Regions from separate parts of the Homo sapiens genome. Here region 1 is linked to region 2. Evidence: read pairs that join two places in POLR2A ChIA-PET (ENCODE). Cell type or tissue: OCI-LY7. All regions are shown on one strand. Each heading gives the region's core, and the rest is flanking DNA. Links, peaks and the distances in the headings are about the cores only. Region 1 overlaps ZNF827 (zinc finger protein 827). Region 2 overlaps LOC105377468 (a long non-coding RNA gene).

Evidence for each region. Peaks named below come from ENCODE experiments on the same cell type or tissue, not always from the same donor. Only the 100,000 strongest peaks of a DNase experiment are listed, where the experiment ranks them.
Region 1: POLR2A ChIA-PET joins it to region 2 with 11 read pairs; 2 of 35 experiments call an interaction of 5 or more read pairs at or near these places.

The regions. Positions count from the first base shown.
Region 1 is chr4:145,877,717-145,885,716 of GRCh38, reverse strand. It overlaps ZNF827 (zinc finger protein 827), which reads left to right. Exons shown (of 15, transcript NM_001306215.2): 4 at 1-39. Among named protein-coding and RNA genes, the nearest start is that of ZNF827, 57 kb to the left of the region's middle. RefSeq lists enhancers at 3,809-3,888, 6,486-7,078. In OCI-LY7, for the core only: no CTCF peak of the experiment used is centred there; a DNase peak (open chromatin) is centred at 3,546.
Region 2 is chr4:146,045,699-146,055,577 of GRCh38, reverse strand. It overlaps LOC105377468 (a long non-coding RNA gene), which reads left to right. Exons shown (of 4, transcript NR_188432.1): 4 at 1-1,176. Among named protein-coding and RNA genes, the nearest start is that of LINC01095, 71 kb to the left of the region's middle. RefSeq lists enhancers at 571-820, 158-1,357. In OCI-LY7, for the core only: CTCF peaks have their summits at 4,270, 5,555 and 5,863; DNase peaks (open chromatin) are centred at 4,277 and 5,597; H3K4me3 peaks cover 2,075 bases; H3K27ac peaks cover 3,486 bases.

The DNA of each region.
Region 1 (8,000 bases), core at 1-8,000, 170 kb after region 2:
CTGTTAAGATGGCGTCTGATTTTCTCATGAAGCTGTCAGGTACTTGAATAGGGTTGTATTCTCTCTCTCTCTCTCTCTCTCTCTCTCTCTCTCTCTCTCTCTCTCTGTCTCTGTCTACCAGTATTCTTATTTGTAAAATAAGCTGGTAGAACTAGATGATTTCAAGGTCCCTTTAAATTTGGATAGTCTGCACTTCCATACATTTTCTCCTTGACTTTGTGTGTGTGTAATCCTTTGGAAGTAGTATTGCTTTGGCTTGGGTCTCAAAACAGTAGGGATTGTTGATTTCCTTCTGCTTTTTTCCCTTTGGTGAGTTCTTACTGTAGGGGGGAATGGTCACATGGTAAGCCAGGCTTGTGTCAGTTGCTTGTGTGACATTGGGCCCTGTTTAACATGTCTCTTCTGCACTGGACTTGTATGAAATACCTCATTTTGGCATTATTCAAGTTCTTTACTGTCTTAATTTATAAGATTTTTAAAGGACATATATACAAAGACTACTATTAGGAATTATAGACTTCTAAAATTTGAGCAAATGATAACTATCTTTAAGAAGTTTTTCAGGTTTTTTTAATGGGAAATTTTTTTATTATGGCAAACTGTATTTAACATAAAATTTACCATTTTAACCATTTTAGGTGCACAGTTCAATGACATTAAGTATGTTCACATTGTTGTGCAAACCATTGACCCCCATCCATCTCCAGAACTTTTTCATTCTCTCAAACTGAAACTCATTAAACAACTCTCGGTTCACCTCTTCCCCCACAGGCCCTGGAGGCCACTACTTTATGTCTTTGAATCTGACTATAGGGACCTCATATAAAGTGGAATTTAAAAACACATTTTTAAAAAAAATTCTTTTTTTAAAAAAACTGCCCTGATCCATTTGGGAAAAAAAGATGGAGTATAAATTATAAAGATGTATTCTTATTAGTTGACATTCTTTCTATCACCATCAAATTGTACATGATGTTTCTTTTTTTATCATTTTTTCCCAACATATTTGATTTAAGTCGTGGTGTTGAAAAGGGGCATCAAGGTCTTAGGGCACTTTGTTTTTCCTGTCATTCTCTTTTGGAATGATAAGGTGTGTTGCAGGATTGTGCAGCTACTCATTACGCTTTTAAGAGTATGATTTTAAATTTTAAAGGAGATGTAGGGGGTGGGGAAAGGTCGGTGGAGAATTGGTTCTGTATTTCAGTGAAGATGGAAGTCCCCACGATGATTTCCAAATGCCATGTCAGCTCTTTGGAGATTGACAATACCCTTTTAAATGGAGAATAATTGGTCACCACCTTCCTTTAAATGGAATGTGAGTCGCATTTCACTAAATGTCATTGCCAGGTGAATTAGAGGTTCAGCTCCACTCTGAAGTCCCTTTGCTCAGGGACACTTCAGTCGGGTCTTTTGGAATGTCCCCCTTACCACAGATCTTTGCTCCTCAGGAGTGGGAGACACTAGTTGGAAGAAATGAGGAAAGGTAGGGGATGGAAAATGAGATGTCCCAGAAATGAACCAAGTAGGCAAAGAGCGGGGAATGTAACAGTGAAGCACACCAACTGGCAATGAGAGTGAGGGGGCCCTATGCTGGAATTGGCCAAGTTTCTGACTCTGGCTCTAAAGAACACTGGCTTCTCTGCTCCTCATCACCTCTCTCCCCCGACTTCTCCCTCCTCTATTCCAATCTAGGGGAAAATGTGATTTTTAGAGACTTTGAGTTTTATATTTAAAAATTTTTGAACATGTGGGGAAAATACATGTTTTCATGTATTCCATGTTTGCTGTTCTGATCCTTTAGGATTTCACCTCCAGGGGAACTCTAGTTTTTCCTTGATTGTCTTCCCTGCCACCGTGATAGCAAAGGGGGCTCCTTTTATGGGCCCTTATAGTGCAATCCCCAGGGAAGGAATGCAAATGACATATTCACATCACATAGCTTAGAAAGGGGGACATTTCCTTACCTAACAGACAGGGGCAATCCGAGTGGGGGTGAATGACTCTGAATAAGGTGTTACTCCCTTTACTCCATGACTCCAGGGATGTTTTAAAATCTAGAGGAAGTTGAGCGAGAACAGGGAAGGTTTGGTCTTTGGATAAAACACTTGTGTATGATGCATGGCTTCTGCTGGGCTCAGCTCTGAGTGCTCACATTACGCTGTAATTAGCTCTAGACCCAATCTCAGGGAGCATAAGATAAGGCTGCTTAGAGCCAGCACTGCAAGCAGCAGACACGAGGGGAGAAGCCAGTTGATAGGTTGGGGGGAAGAATTGCGCATCAAAGCCTTATATTGTGATCTGTGTTTTCAGTTAGCTATTGATGGGGAGTTGTTTATGGTTTGGTAGTCAGAATATTTACTGACTGATAATTGGCATAAGAAAACAGATAACAAATGCACACACTATTTATGCAAAAGGCCCATGTGGCTATTTTATGGTGGCTTACTGGAGGTCCTGAAACCTGACTTGTATGCACTGTTACCTAGCAACCTGTTATAAAGTCACTGGGGAGTGAGATGCATCCTTAATTTTTTTGTGTGTGCATATTTGGATGTAAATGTAAACTTGGTGACTGTGGCAATGCAGCTCAGGAGAGGAGAAGATAAGTTAAAAGGAAAGGAATACATTTTCTAGAGCGATTTTTTTTTTTTTTTTAATTTTACTTACCCTCTGGTTGGTCTGGCCATACGTTTGATAGCTGCTCTCACTGTGATGCCCTACCTGGCTGTGTCTGTGGATATGATTTAGGGACAAAAAGGCCAAATCCCAGGGAGCTGCGGCTGAGTTTCTAGCTCTTCCCATCATCAAATGTAGTGAAGTAGTGGCTAGTCTCGGGCCTTGTCCCTTGGCGTTATAACGGCGCCATTGTTCTTGCACTGAATTTTTTCCCTGGGCTCTGTCCGTGCACCTGCTGGTACTGTAGGGTGCAGCTGTTTGTGGGCACTGAGTCTGTGAATCTTTGTGCCAGCCAGATCACTGTCTGCAAAACTGGAGCACAGTGACAAATTCAAGCGTGCAGACACCTACTTGTTTCCAAAAGAGAGAAAACACTTGATGCTTTCTTGCCTGGTTATTAAGGGGAGTCTTTCTTGCTCCTTCAACTAAAACTAAGCATAAAGATGATTGAATGGAACCGAGTGGGATTAAAAGTCAGTGGATAGAATACTGTTTTAAATGGACTCTCAATACCCCCCACCCCCATTCCTGTTAGAGGTTTCTTAACGTGCATGATTGTGAAATAAAATCCCTTCTCCAAACTATCAGCTATTCTTCTGACTGAGCCCACACTTAACACTGCTTGGTCCTTCAAAAATAATGCTGCTTGCAAAACGGAGGCTTCCAGGCCCGGCATCGCAGTTGATTCAGGGAATAGTATGGGCAGCTTTCAGGGCTGACAGAAAAATGAATTTTGTAGATTTCACCCACGGTTTAGACTGAGGCAGACCTGAGAGGACTCCAGGCCTGTATGTTCCAGCAGCTCTTTCCTGGAAGCCAGAAAGCATATGCAAATCATTGCATGTCAGGGCAGGTGAGCCAGTGGTCACGTGGCTAGGGTGTTCAGGGAAAAGGTGTTCACCCGACTGCGGAGAGCTAAGTTCCTGCTGATTCTGTGCCTTGTCACCCATAGCCAGCAGCAGTTCTTAACCTCGGCTGCACATTAGCCTTGCCTGGGGAGTTTTTCACAAAATGCCAGGGCCCAGAAATTATGATTCACTGGGATAGGCCCTGGACATTGGTATTTTCTTTAATATCCTCAAATGATTTTAATGTGCAGAATGATTTTAGTGTGCAGCCAGGGCTGAGGACCACTGATGTGGAATATAAACTTGTTACATGGTACAGTATTTTTTGGTACAGCTACGGTTTTCATCAGTGCAGTTTTGTTCCTGTGGTCTCCAGCCGAGACCATGAAACGGGGCATGGTGGTATGAGATAGGCCTGTGGCTTTCACCATAGGTCAAGGTTGACATGAAGGAGAGGCCTGGGTGAGTTGTGTTCATGGAGCCCCAGGTGTTTCCTTGTGGGGCCTCCTGACAGGGGAGTTTCTCCAGTTAAAAAGTCTCAAGATTCAGTGCAGAGCATAAAGGAACTGGGAGGGTCGTCATTATTAGAAGCCTGATTAAAAGTTGCCTGCAGCAACGGCCTTACATCATTTCTTTTTCCGAAAACTACCCTTTTCAAGATATAAAATTTAATTCTAACTCTCCAAATTATAACCAAGCAGTTGACAGAAACTTGGCACTTCACTTGTTGGCTGGGAATATCTTTTTGTCCCTGGTTTTCCAAAATAAAAGATATGTCATTTCAACTATTTTTAATTTGGAAGCCAGCAAAAATTGTTGTGCTGTCTCCCACATCATATTAATTTCGTAAAATTGAGACCAAAATAATTTTAACTAGGAGAGATGGACTTCTTTAAAGCACTAACTTACTTTTAGCCTCACAGAGACAGTTTATGAACAAATGGATATAAGCTAAACTGTTTCTGACTTATTAGTAGCTCATCCATTAAACAGCAAAGGTGTTCACATATAAACGTAGGGTGTAGGTTAATGTGTTTGTGTCATATACTGTAGTTTTCCATTGGCCTTTGTTCTACAACTTCCATCTATTTCACCTGCTTTTAAGCCTCTGCATTTACAATACAGTTTTTGTATAAATGGCAGCTCCCCATCTTGCTTTACCTTTGTTTGTGCTGCTGGAGAAGGAGGGATGGGAGATGCCCATTGAACTAAGTCATCCTCATTGCCCAGTGGCTCTGATTGCCTTTCTGTAAAGGCAGTCATCTCAACAAATGAGCCTTCTTCCAAGTAAATGCCATCCTTGTGTTATTCACACCCTACGACGGCAGTGCCAACAGCCAGGGGGCTCTCCCACTCCCCACGCCTGGGCATGCCCTCTCCAGTCAGGTGATTTTCGACAGCCTCCCTTTGCATTTTTAGTTTAGCCCTTCCTTTTAACCCTGCCTTGCTTTTCTGGTGATGGGCACTCACTAATCACGTGACTAAAATTCCTCATGTGAGCAGCTGCATTTAGGGGCCTTATATGTGTAAGCGGCTTGAATGCCCTTTTGAAATTCTCGACTTTATTGAACTTGGTGATTCATAAGAGAGGAAGAGTGTGACTCTTTCTTATTTTTCAGTGACTTGCCACTCATGAGACAAGCACTGACCTGAGTTAAGAAAGGAGCAGGTAGGACTATAAGTAAGTGGGACCTGGAGGATTATACGTAAGTGGGGCCTGGATTGCTTACACACACAGTTGCTGAAACTTGCATGGACAGAGTTCTTACGCTAGTTACTCATTGCTTATTATTTTTACTTTGTTTAATACTTACTAACTCCTTTGAGCCTTGTGGCAACGCCATAGTAGGTGGTATAAGTATTCCCATTTTACAGATGAGGAAACTGAGAAATGGAGAGGTTAGGAGTCTTGCCCAGGTTAGCACAATGAATAGGTGGTAGAACTGAGATTCTTTTTTTTAGACGGAGTCTGGCTCTGTCGCCCAGGCTGAAGTCAGTGATGCGATCTCGGCTCACTGAAACATCCGCCTCCCGGGTTCAAGCTATTCTCCTGCCTCAGCCTCCCAAGTAGCTGGGACTAAAGGTACCTGCCACCATGACCAGCTAATTTTTATATTTTTGGTAGAGATGGGGTTTCACCGTATTGGCCAGGCTGGTCTTGAACTCCTGACCTCGTGATCTGGCTGCCTCGGCCTCCCAAAGTGCTGGGATTACAGATGTGAGAAACTGGGATCACAGGCATGAGAGACTGGGATTCTAATCCAGGCAGTGTGGTTCCAGGATTCTCTTCCCCAGGCTGTCTCTACCCACAAATTACAGAAAGAAGCAGCAAAACAGGAACTCGGCTCTGTTCTCTGCCCTTCTTGTGCGTTGTGGAATTAGCCAGGATTTCAGCATGTTCTGGATGTTGTTATGTCAGACAGCTTTAGAATTTGTGTTAATAGTTTTAGGCATCTCAGGAATTATTTAGTACAAATAGAGCAGTAAGAGTAGGGCCAACTGATATTTCTGTAGAGCTTCACAGCGTACTGTGTATTTCTAAATACATCATTTCATAACAAGCATGTAGATGAGAAAACCAAGACTTGGGGTAAATAACTATAAAAGAGTCATGACTGGAATCCAGACCTTTCTTTCCTGACCCTGCTAGATAGAGTGTACCTAGTTCCAGAATTGCCATCAGAGTGATTTTTTATCTTGATAGACCCCTGGGAAATTTTACCAAAGCCTATTGTATCTGTAAAAACAAAGGGAAGTGTCATTCTCCTTGAAGTCCGTTCTTTTTACTACTGTTGTTATTATTGTTGTTGCTTCTACTATTATTATTTTAAGAGCTATAATTAATCAAATGTGCTTACAGTGAGCTGGGCACTGTGCCAGCCACATCATGTAATTTCTCATTTAACCTTCACCACAGCCCTATAGGGTCTGTAATAGTAAACCTATGTTATAGATAAGGAGGCCGAGACTTAAAGGTTTCGGCTGCAAAGGACAGAGCAAGGATTCAGCTCTGGGTAACCACAGAAGGTTGGCTCTTGACTACTTAATTAGCTATTACCTATTTTTTTTTTCTCAGTTGAGCAAACTGTCTTTTGACCTCCGTCTGCTTCACTGTTTATTTTCCTTGGCTTCAAACCATGGCATCATTTTGAATGCATGCACTTTCAGTCACTAATCTAGTTAAATTTTTTGTGTCTTCAAAATTGTACTGAAATTTTCATCTACACTCCATCCCTTCATGTGCAGCCTGCTCCTCATGCCTAGAAGTTGCCCCTCCAGCTCCCTCCCTGATGCCTTTTCCTCCCCAGCACTGCCCCCACCCATCCACCCAGCATTTCTGATGGACTTTTCTTCCAGTACCTCTTGCATCAGATCATGCTCCTGTCTGGCTAGCTCTTTTCCTTCCTTCCTCCTTTCCTTCTTTCCTTCCTTCCTTCCTTCCGCCCTTCCTCCCTTCCTCTCTCTCCCTTCCTCCCTTCCTCTCTCTCCCTTCCTCCCTTCCTCTCTCTCCCTTCCTTCCTTTCTCTCTCTCCCTTTCCTTTCCTTTCCTTTCCTTTCCTTTCCTTTCCTTTCCTTTCCTTTCCTTTCCTGTCCTGTCCTGTCCTGTCCTGTCCTGTCCTGTCCTGTCCTGTCTTGTCTTTTTTTTCTTTCGAGATGAGGTCTTACTCTGTCACCCAGGCTGGTCTCGAACTCCTGACCTCAGGTGATCCTCCCACCTCAGCCTCCCAATTAGCTGGGTTTACAGGCACAGGCCACCATGCTCAGCCCTAGCTCCTTTCTGCTCAGTAACTATCTCTCCACTTCTCTTAAGAAAACTGTTAACAGTCTTCACCAGCTCATGAACATACCCCTCTCATTTCCATTTTTCTACCTTTACTCATGTTGTTCCTGGGGTCTGATAATTGGAACCATGGAATTGCATGTATATTTTCCTCCTCTTGGGAGGAGCTACAAAGTCACACTGTAAAGAGGTGGGCCTTTGGAGGGGGGAATCGTAGCCATTTCATGGTCTGCCACAGTCCAGAGTTCTTCAGACTCTCTGGGTGATCCACAATGACAAAAATCATTTACAAACTGATCTGTAAATAAGAATGTCAGCATATTAATTTAAAATGACAAGTATAGCAGTCAAGAGGAGATGTCATTTGGGGCAAGTGGATCCTGACTTTCCTGAAAAAGGTTGGAAATATATTATCCAGTCTTCAGGTTTTCTTTCTTCTAGTCTCCAGGCAAACCACTCCATTGCTGCTCATACATTTCATTCTTTGGCCGTGTTAATAGTGGGAATTTAAAATACAGCCTTCTTTCACATTTACTTAGGGCTTGATTGGTTTTCCAGGACCTGTCCTTCCTGCTTTTGACGAGGGAGATATCCTGTCTGTTAAGTGGGTTACTGCAGATGGCAACTTTTGCCCTTTGTGGGTTGGTTTTAGTAGTTTAGTTTTTGCAGGAAAACTTTATATATTTTAAAATTCT
Region 2 (9,879 bases), core at 858-8,857:
ATCAATGGTATGGAGGCAACAAAAACCCCATTAATGGTGGTGAGTAAGGTGGTGACAAACCCTGGCACTTTGAAGAATTTCATTACCCACAATTGACCCATGGTGTACTTGGATGAGGTAAAAATGAAAGGAGACGCTAACCTTATGCAATAGTGCTAACTCCTGAAAGATATAGGGCTGTGATAATCACAGGAATTGAAGAGTTGTCTTGTTCTTGTTAACTCCCCTAGAAGAATTGGGAAAAAAGAAAGATAGGTTTACAACATCCAACTACCCATTCAGAGCATAGCAATGAAAGCCAGAAGGTCTCCTTGGGAGAATCTGAAGAGACCCCCATTTCCTGCAACCAGAGGGCAGGCTGTTCTAAAAAAATGACATTCAGGGGTTCACTGCAAGAGGAATTGAACTACAGAGCAGACTGAAGACACAGTCCAGGCAGGCCTCTCATGCAAAAGTCAAAGCCCTAGAGGAAGGAAATGGTCCTTAAAAACTACTGGGATGCAGGCAGGCATCTGGATAGATGTGCTAGATAACCTTGAACCCCTAGATTCCCTGAACAACCCAGGCTAGCAGGAGTATCCTGCACCCTGTTACTTGAACAGAACAGCTTCCCTTTGCCTAGAGACTCTACACAGTCCTCCTCTGAAGCAGACACCTCCAAGATTACTTCAAGGTCTGCTACTTCCTGCCCTCATTGCCTCTATTCCAAAAACTGGAAACAAGTCTCAGCATGCCCTGAGCAGGGTAGCACATTTCTTGCTGTGAGAGATATGACAGATTGTATTTTCTAAAGAAGGCTGCAACCATGTCTCTCATCCCAAATGCTCTTCTACAATGCAATCTTGTCACTCCTCTACCAAGAGATGAAACCTAATTTCAATGCCCTTGAATCTAAGCTGGACTTTACTTGCTTTGACCTGTAATGTACAGAAGTGACACTGTGTGATTCTTACAGCTGAGTCATAAAAGGTGATGCAGCTTCTGCCTTGTTCCTGGGGACATATGCCTCTGTGAGATTGAGCTACTAAATAACAAGACCACCTACCTTGAGGCTGCCATGCTGGAAGAAAGCAAAGCCACATGAAGAGCAAGTAAGCTGGTTGCTTTAGCAAGATCCTTCATATTGATAGTGAATGTGCACTTCTGTCTTTCTCTTGTGAATGCAAACCACTTTTTCAATAGTCTCACGTTAAGTGCCAAAGATTGTTGTTTTTGTTGAATGCATTCTCTTTATCATTCACTACCTGGCCCTAGGAATTTGTTCAATGATCCTCATTTCTGTTACAATATAGTCTTCAGTGACCTTGATCATCTTCACATTCTATAGAACATCATCCTGGCCCATTATATTAATGACAGAATAATAATTGAACTTGGTTTTTAGGAAGGAGCAAGTATACTGGTTTTAAATACTTCATGCTGAAGGAATGAGAGATAAGCCCTACAAAGTTTTGGAAGTCTGCCACATCAGGGAATATTTTAGGGGCCCAAAGATCCAGGGGTATGTTGAGACACCCTACTCAAAAGAATACTTTACATTTCCTACCACTAAGACAGAGGCACAGCACTTGGTGAGCTGCTTTGAATTCCTGAGGCAAAAAAATAACAATAATAAATACTACCCATGAGAATAATGCTCTGATCTATTGTATCAGAAGACTATTGACTTTGCGGGGGTCTGAGAGAGTATCTGAATAGCCTTTTAAAGACTTAAAAAGGCATTGGCTTAGGAATTGCACCTTGCATGGCTAGGTCATTGTCCTCGAGGATACAGCATATTTGTTGAACCAGTGATCACTATATGCAATCACTGTGCTGTTTTCCCAGCATTTGGAATACACAGGAATGATAATTAAAGGATACAAGTAGGACTGACTTAAACACACTCCCTTTCACCCATTAGTGGAAATTATGTTTTTAATTCTTACAACTTTAGGCTCTTCCTGATTAAAAGCCTTGGTCTCAAGGTGTGTGTACAGACGGAGACAGTAAGTGTTCCACTGCATCAATGCAGTGCCATCTGAGGATTTGGGCATCTCCATACTGACAGGTCAGCAGGCAAAAATGGGAGTACTATACTGGCAGGGACACCTGACTGATTATCTTGAAGAGTCGGAGTTGCTGCTACATAATGGGCCCAGGGAGGAAGATGTCTAGAACTTGGGGGAATCACTCAGGCCCCCCTTAGTGCTTCTTTGTCTGGCGATAATAGCAGAGAAGCAATTGAAGTAGCCATGTCCTCACAAGGGCAAGGTAATCAAGGCCCAGCCACTCAGAGATGAAGGTCTGGTCATACACTGAGCAAGCAATGATGACTAGTGGAAGTGCTAGCCAAGGATTCGGGAAATCTAGAAGAAGTGGAATTGGAGAGAGATGATGAGTATAGATTATAGCCTTGGGACCAGCTGCAGCAGTGAAGATTGTGACTTGTTCCACATATTCTTCTATTTTCAGTCATTTTTGGAGATTGCAGCCAGCTACAACTCTGAAATGTCAGTAACAGAGCAAACTAAGGGTGGGCATGAGAGGATCTGCTGAGAGCAAGGAATGAACATGGTAGTCACTAATGATACACTGCCCATGTTCCCCGGCTCACCTGTTAGCTCCCCGGCAGCTTGCAAACATGTCTATACACACTGCCATCTTCCTACCACGAGTGCCATAACTCTCTGCTTCTCTGCTGAGGCCCTTCTCAGCTCACAGTGCGAGTAGCCTGCAAGTGCTAAGGGCATAATGCCTCCAAGGTCAACTTTAATCAACGAGGTTCAAGAGTCAGAAGAGTGAATTCCTTCTGAGATACATTCTTTCTGGTTTCTCAGAGGCTCCCCAGAGGAAGTAGGCCCCAGTTGCTTAGGAAAAATGGAACCTACTTATTAAGGCACCCCCTTTTTACTTTTCTCCTTTCTTTCTCTCCCTTTCCCCACTCCATTCCGTGAAGTTCCTGGGATCACCAAATAAACTATCTGTAATCAAATCTTTATCTCACTCTGCATTCTGGGGAACCCAAACAAAGATGGTAAGTTTGCCTATCTACATTTATGTCTTATTTGCTACAAGTATTACTGGTAATTTTCTTGACAAAAGTAATATGATATCTGCTGATAGGCCAAAATAATACATATTTATAGTGATAACTGCAGCAAAAATGTGAAAACCAATTTTAAAAAGTTATTTTCACTAGTTTAAGAAAAATGAAGAAATTGAACTTTTAAAAAATGCAGTAATACCTCCTAACACATTATGAAGAGGAATATTTTCATAACTGTAGAAATGGTTGGTAAGGCTGTCAACTATCCAAGGATTATATTGAAATAGCTGTCATTGGCCAACTACTATGACTAATGAAATCAACATTTTCACCATGCAGGCAAAATAAACGTCATGAGTCAAATTTAAGAGGTATTTCTTTTTTTCTTTAAAAGTTGTTGAACTATCCAGGTTACTCAACCCTCAGTTTTTCATTTTACAACAGAGTTTTCACATACACAAATACACATACACACACATTTGCATTCAGACATATTCAGACATACATGCACACATCTTTTAGCATTTTAAATATTTTCAAAGTGTAGCTCTACAGACTCATGCATTTTAACTTTGGTAATGCATGCAGTATTCCCTTTGGAATGCAGCTTATGAAGAAATCCACGCTGGGGGCAAGTATATAGTAATTCTTTCTTTATCTCCTGCATATATTAGGAAACCCTCCAGGAGGGTTATTACTAAGACAAATTTAGAAAGACCTCCACATTCACAGAGACAAAAATATCAGCGGCATCCTGAAAAAGCCAATGAGTGATCAAAAATCAGAAATAAACAAGCTTTGCTCATTTTAAGCCATATAAATATTTGTTGAATAAATCCTGTTTTGTTTTCACTTTTGATGGGATGTTAGTTTGTGAAATCAAATGATACCCAGATTCTTTCTTCCCATAGGTTTATAAATACCCAAATATGGCATATTTGACTCCATATACAGGCTTTGTTGAACATGGATTGTTTTTGTCTACCTTTCTCCATTTCAATCACATGGTTCTAGTGTGAACTTCTAATTATGGACCCCTGATCTCTCTGTTCCAGTCAAAGGGCAGGAATGTGGTTAATTACCATGCATCATGCACTGTCTTTAGTGATTATTCTAAGAGGCTATGAAAGGTAAACCAATCAGAGGCCTTCACCAGGATTCTGAAGTGGAGCTCCACAAGGAAGAAGAGCTTTCTTTGTTAATGATGATGTCTGGAAGCAGCCATGTAACTCCACCCCATGGAGACAGCTGGTATAGAAGAATGAAGCCAAATTGTAGGGACAGGTGATACCAAGTGTAAGGTCCTCAGTTCTAGAGTTGGAGAATCCCACTGCCCAACTCTGTGCACCCTGTCTTCTGGGGTTTGGTTGTTCCCTTCACAAGCTTTCTGGGAGCACCTATTGTATCTCTCCCCGTATTCCTCCATGGAGCTCAAAGTAAGCCACCTTGGGTTTCCACTGTTTACAACCAAGAGCTCTGATATATGTGCTGCATTTACTTTTGCTGTTTTATCAAATACTTACAAACTCAACTGCTTAATTAGGCAAAGCATTCTATTGCTTTTCCTTTTTGATATCTCAGTAATTGATTTCTAAGGAAGAGAGGGCATCTTGCTGGGATTGTTTTCACCTATTGCTCTTTTGCCCAGCCTCACCCAGCTCAGATATTGACTAAAGCCGTTCAACTCAGCTGGTCTGGCTACAGAGTACAGGGGTAGGTGCGCACCATGGCTCAGGTGCAATAACGACTGTAGCTTCCCAAATTGTAATGTCAGGTTACCAATGTCGAGACGAATTGGGATTGCCTAAGTGATTCCCTGGGTACACTCACCTTTTTACCCAATGATAAAAACGAGAGATCTCAACAAAATAGCTCTTATCTATTATGCTGCAGACTGACAATTCTTTTTTTTGTTTGTTTGTTTTTTTGAAGACAGAGTCTCACTCTGTTGCCCAGGCTGTAGTGCAGTGGTGCAATCTCCACTCACTGCAACCTCAGCCTCCTGGGCTCAAGTGATTCTCCCACCTCAGCCTCCCGAGTAGCTGGAACTGCAGGCACGCACCGCCAGGCCCAGCTTATTTTTGTTTTTCGTATTTTCTGTAAGATGGGGTTTCACTACATTGCCGAGGCTGGTCTTGAACTCCTGGGCTCAAGCGATCTGCCCACCTTGGCCTCCCAAAGTACTGGGATTACAGGCATGAGGCACTGCACCCAACCAACAATTCTTAAAACTATTTTTAGTTACAATTCTGAAGACAGGGCTCAATGTTGGTTTTAAGGGTTTTATTTTATATTTTGCTAACTACTTACCCTTTTAAAAATCATTTTAGAACCATTTCGAGGATGTAGAAATGTCAACTGTTATTTATTTGTCATCTTCTCCAAATTTTAGGTTTAAAAGAGGCAATATGTGATTGGCCTAGCTTGGGTCACGTGGCCCCTCTTCACTAGGAGGTGCAGGGCACACCCAAAAAGGTTATCCACTGGGGAGTGTAATGCTCTAAGGGAAATCGGATGCTGTTGGTAAGGGGAATAGACACTAAGCAGTAAAATAACCACAAATGCCCACTACAGTGAGCATATGAGATTATTTTCACTAGAGCTAAGCAGAACATAACTGGATATTAACCGCTTCCTAAAATATGACATTCACCTGCAATATGCAAAGAGCTGAGACTACTTCTCTTGAACTTCCCACTTTCGTTTCTCTTTTCTTTTCTTTTTTTTCTCTTTTTTTTTTTTTTTTGAGATGGAGTTTTGCTCTTGTCCTCCAGGCTGGAGTCCAATGGCACAATCTGCAACCTCCGCCTCCCAGGTTCAAGCGATTCTCCTGCATCAGCCTCCCAAGTAGCTGGGATTACAGGCACCCACCAACATGCCTGGCTAATTTTTGTATTTTTAGTAGAGACAAGGTTTCACCATGTTGGCAAGGCTGGTCTCGACCTCCTGACCTCAAGTGATTCTCCTGCCTTGGCCTCCCAAGGCACTGGGTTTACAGATGTGAGCCACCGTGCCCGGCCCCACACTTTCATTTTTCACTTCATTTAGCCTAAGGCAGGATTCCTGGTTTCTTTTTTCCCCCCTTATTATTTTTTTTCAGAAAAAAAAAATTTTTTTCTCAAAATTTCAGAAGAAAGCCTTTCTTTAAAATATTACCTTACTAGATTTATCTTGTCCAATGTGGAAAGCTATGCATTATATACTGCTAAGTAAAAACAAACAAGCAGCAGAATAGTATAAAATCTCATTTTGATTATTTTAAAACATTATTTAGACAATTTTTTTTGGAGACAGATACTCATTATGTTGCTCAAGCTGGAGTGCAGTGGCTATTCACAGACATGACCATAACACACTACAGCTTCAAACTCCTGGCCTCAAGAGATCCTCCTGCCTCAGACTCCCAAGTAGCTAGACAAAACATGTTAAATTGCAAATATAACTGAATATATACTAAAAAGTCTTCCTCATAGATACTCACCAAACATGTAATGCTGGTGTGATAAGCAGAATAATGCCCCCTCAAATATGTCCACATCTTAATCTCTAGAATCTTTAGATATGTTACCTTACATGGCAAAAGGAACTTTGTGGATATGGTTAAACTAAGAATCTTGAGATGGGCAGCTCAGCGTAGATTATTCAGCTGGGCTCAATGTAATGACAAGCGTCCCTGTAAGTGAAAAAGAGAGGCAGAAGAGTCAGTTTCAGGGTGGTATAGTAGGAGAAAGATTTGACTGCCATTACCAGGTTTGAAGATGGAAGGAAGCCACAAGCAGAGGAATGCAGGCAACTGTAGGGGCTAGAAAAGGCAAGGAAACAGATTCTGCCTTAGAGCCCCTAGAAGGGAACTCATTTCTGCCAGTACCTTGAGTTTTGCCCAGTGAGACCCATTTCTGATTTCTGACCTCTAGGACTAAATAATTTGTTGTGTGTGTTGTTTTTTAAGCCACCAAGTTTGTGGTAATTTATTATAGCACCAATGGCAAATGGATGCACATGGTTAATCTTGGGTAGTGGGTTTTTTGGGGGAGGGATGTAGAAGGAGAGACCAAAGGACATTAATACTTCCAAGCTGAAAATTTTTGCAAGTGTGTGCTATTTGTGAGGTCCATTCCAAGATGGCTGAATAGGAACAGCTCAGGTTTGCAGCTCCCACCGTGATTGACGCAGAAGAGGTGATTGCTGCATTTCCAACTGAGGTAGCTGGTTCATCTCATTGGGACTGGTTGGACAGTGGGTGCAGCCCACGGAGGGCAAGCCAAAGCAGCGCAGGACATTGCCTCACCTGGGAAGCGCAAGGATCTGGGGGATTTCCCTTTCCTAGCCAAGGGAAGCCATGACAGACTGTACCAGGAAAATTGGGACACTGCCACCCAAATACTATGCTTTCCCAACAGTCTTAGCAAACAGCACACCAGGAGATTATATCCCGCACTTGGCTCAGCAGGCCCCACACCCACAGAGCCTTGCTCACTGCTAGCGCAGCAGTCCAAGATCGAACTGCAAGGAGACAGCCTGACTTGGGGAGGAGCGTCTGCCATTGCTGAGGCTTGAGTAGATAAAAAAAGCAACCAGGAAGCTCAAACTGGGTGGAGCCCACCGCAGCTCAACCAGGCCTGCCTGCCTCTGTAGACTCCACCTCTGGGGGCAGGACATAGCTGAACAAAAGGCAGCAGAAAGTTCTGCAGTCTTAAACGTCCCTGTCTGACAGCTCTGAAGAGAGCAGTGATTCTCCCAGCGTGGTATTTGAGCTCTGAGAACGGAAAGACTACCTCCTTAAGTGTGTACCTGACCCCCAAGTAGCCTAACTGGGAGACACCTCCCAGTAGGGCCAACTGACGTCTCATACAGTCGGATGCCCCTCTGAGATGAAGCTTCCAGAGGAAGGATCAGGCAGCAATATTTGCTGTTCTGCAATATTTGCTGTTCCGCAATATTTGCTGTTCCGCAGCCTCTGCTGGTGATACCCTGGAAAACAGGGTCTGGAGTGGAACTCCAGCAAACTCCAATGGACCTGCAGCTGAGGGACCTGACTGTTAGAAGGAAAGCTAACAAAGAGAAAGGAATAGCATCAACATCAACGAAAAGGACATCCACACCAAAACCCCATCTGTCGGTCAACATCTTCAAAGACCAAAGGTAGATAAAACTGCAAAGACGGGGAGAAACCAGAGCAGAAAAGCTGAAAATTCTAAAAACCAGAGCACCTCTTCTCCTCCAAAGGATCGCAGCTCCTCGCCGGCAACGGAACAAACCTGAATGGAGAATGACTTTGCGAGTTGACAGAAGTAGGCTTCAGAAGGTCGGTAATAACAAACTTCTCCAAGCTAAAGGAGGATATTTGAACACATCGCAAGGAAGCTAAAAATCTTGAAAAAAGATTAGATGAATGGGTAACTAGAATAATCAGTGTAGAGAAGACCTTAAATGACCTGATGGAGCTGAAAACCATGGCACGAGAACTACGTGATGCATGCACAAGCTTCAGTAGCTGATTCGATCAAGTGGAAGAAAGGGTATCACTGATTAAAGATCAAATTAATGAAATGAAGTAAGAAGAGAAGTTTAGAGAAAAAAAGAGTAAAAAGAAATCAACAAAGCCTCCAAGAAATATGGGACTATATGCAAAGACCAAATCTATGTTTGATTGGTGTACCTGAAAGTGATGGGGAGAATGGAACCAAGCTGGAAAACACTCTTCAGGATATTATCCAGGAGAACTTCCCCAGCCTACCAAGGCAGGCCAACATTCAAACACAGGAAATACAGAGAACACCACGAACATACTCCTCGAGAAGAGCAATTCCAAGACATGTAATTGTCAGATTCACCAAGGTTGAAATGAAGGAAAAAATGTTAAGGGCAGTCAGAAAGGTCGGGTTACCCACAAAGGGAAGCCCATCAGACTAACAGCAAATCTCTCGGCAGAAACTCTACAAGCCACAGGAGAGTGGAGGCCAATATTCAACATTCATAAAGAAAACAATTTTCAATCCAGAATTTAATATCCAGCCAAACTAAGCTTCATAAGTGAAGGAGAAATAAAATCTTTTACTGACAAGCAAATGCTAAGAGATTTTGTCACCACCAGGCCTGCCCTGCAAGAGCTCCTGAAGGAAGCACTAAACATGGAAAGGAAAAACTGCTACCAGCCACTGCAAAAACATGCCAAATTGTAAAGACCATCGATGCTAGGAAGAAACTGCATCAACTAACGGGCAAAATAACCAGCAAACATCATAATGACAGGATCAAATTCACACATAATGATATTAACCTTAAATGTAAATGGGCTAAATGCCCCAATTAAAAGACACAGACTGGCAAACTGGATCAAGAGTCAAGACCCATCAGTGTGCTGTATTCAGAGACCCATCTCACATGCAGAGACACACTTAGGCTCAAAATAAAGGGATGGAGGAATATCTCTGGAAAGCAAAAAAAAAAAAAAAGGCAGGGGTTGCAATCCTAGTCTCTGATAAAACAGACTTTAAACCAACAAAGATCAAAAGAGACAAAGAAGGCCATAAAACAATGGTGAAGGGATCAATACAACAAGAAGAGCTAACTATCCTAAATACATATGCACCCAATACAAGAGCATCCAGATTCATAAAGCAAGTCCTTAGAGACCTACAAAAAGACTTAGACTCCCACACAATAATAATGGGAGACTTTAACACACCACTGTCAATATTAGACAGATCAATGAGACAGAAGGTTAGCAAGGATATCCAGGACTTTAACTCAGCTCTGCACTAATCAGACCTAATAGACATCTACAGAACTCTCCACCCCAAATCAACAGAATATACATTCTTCTCAGCACCACACCACACTTATTCCAA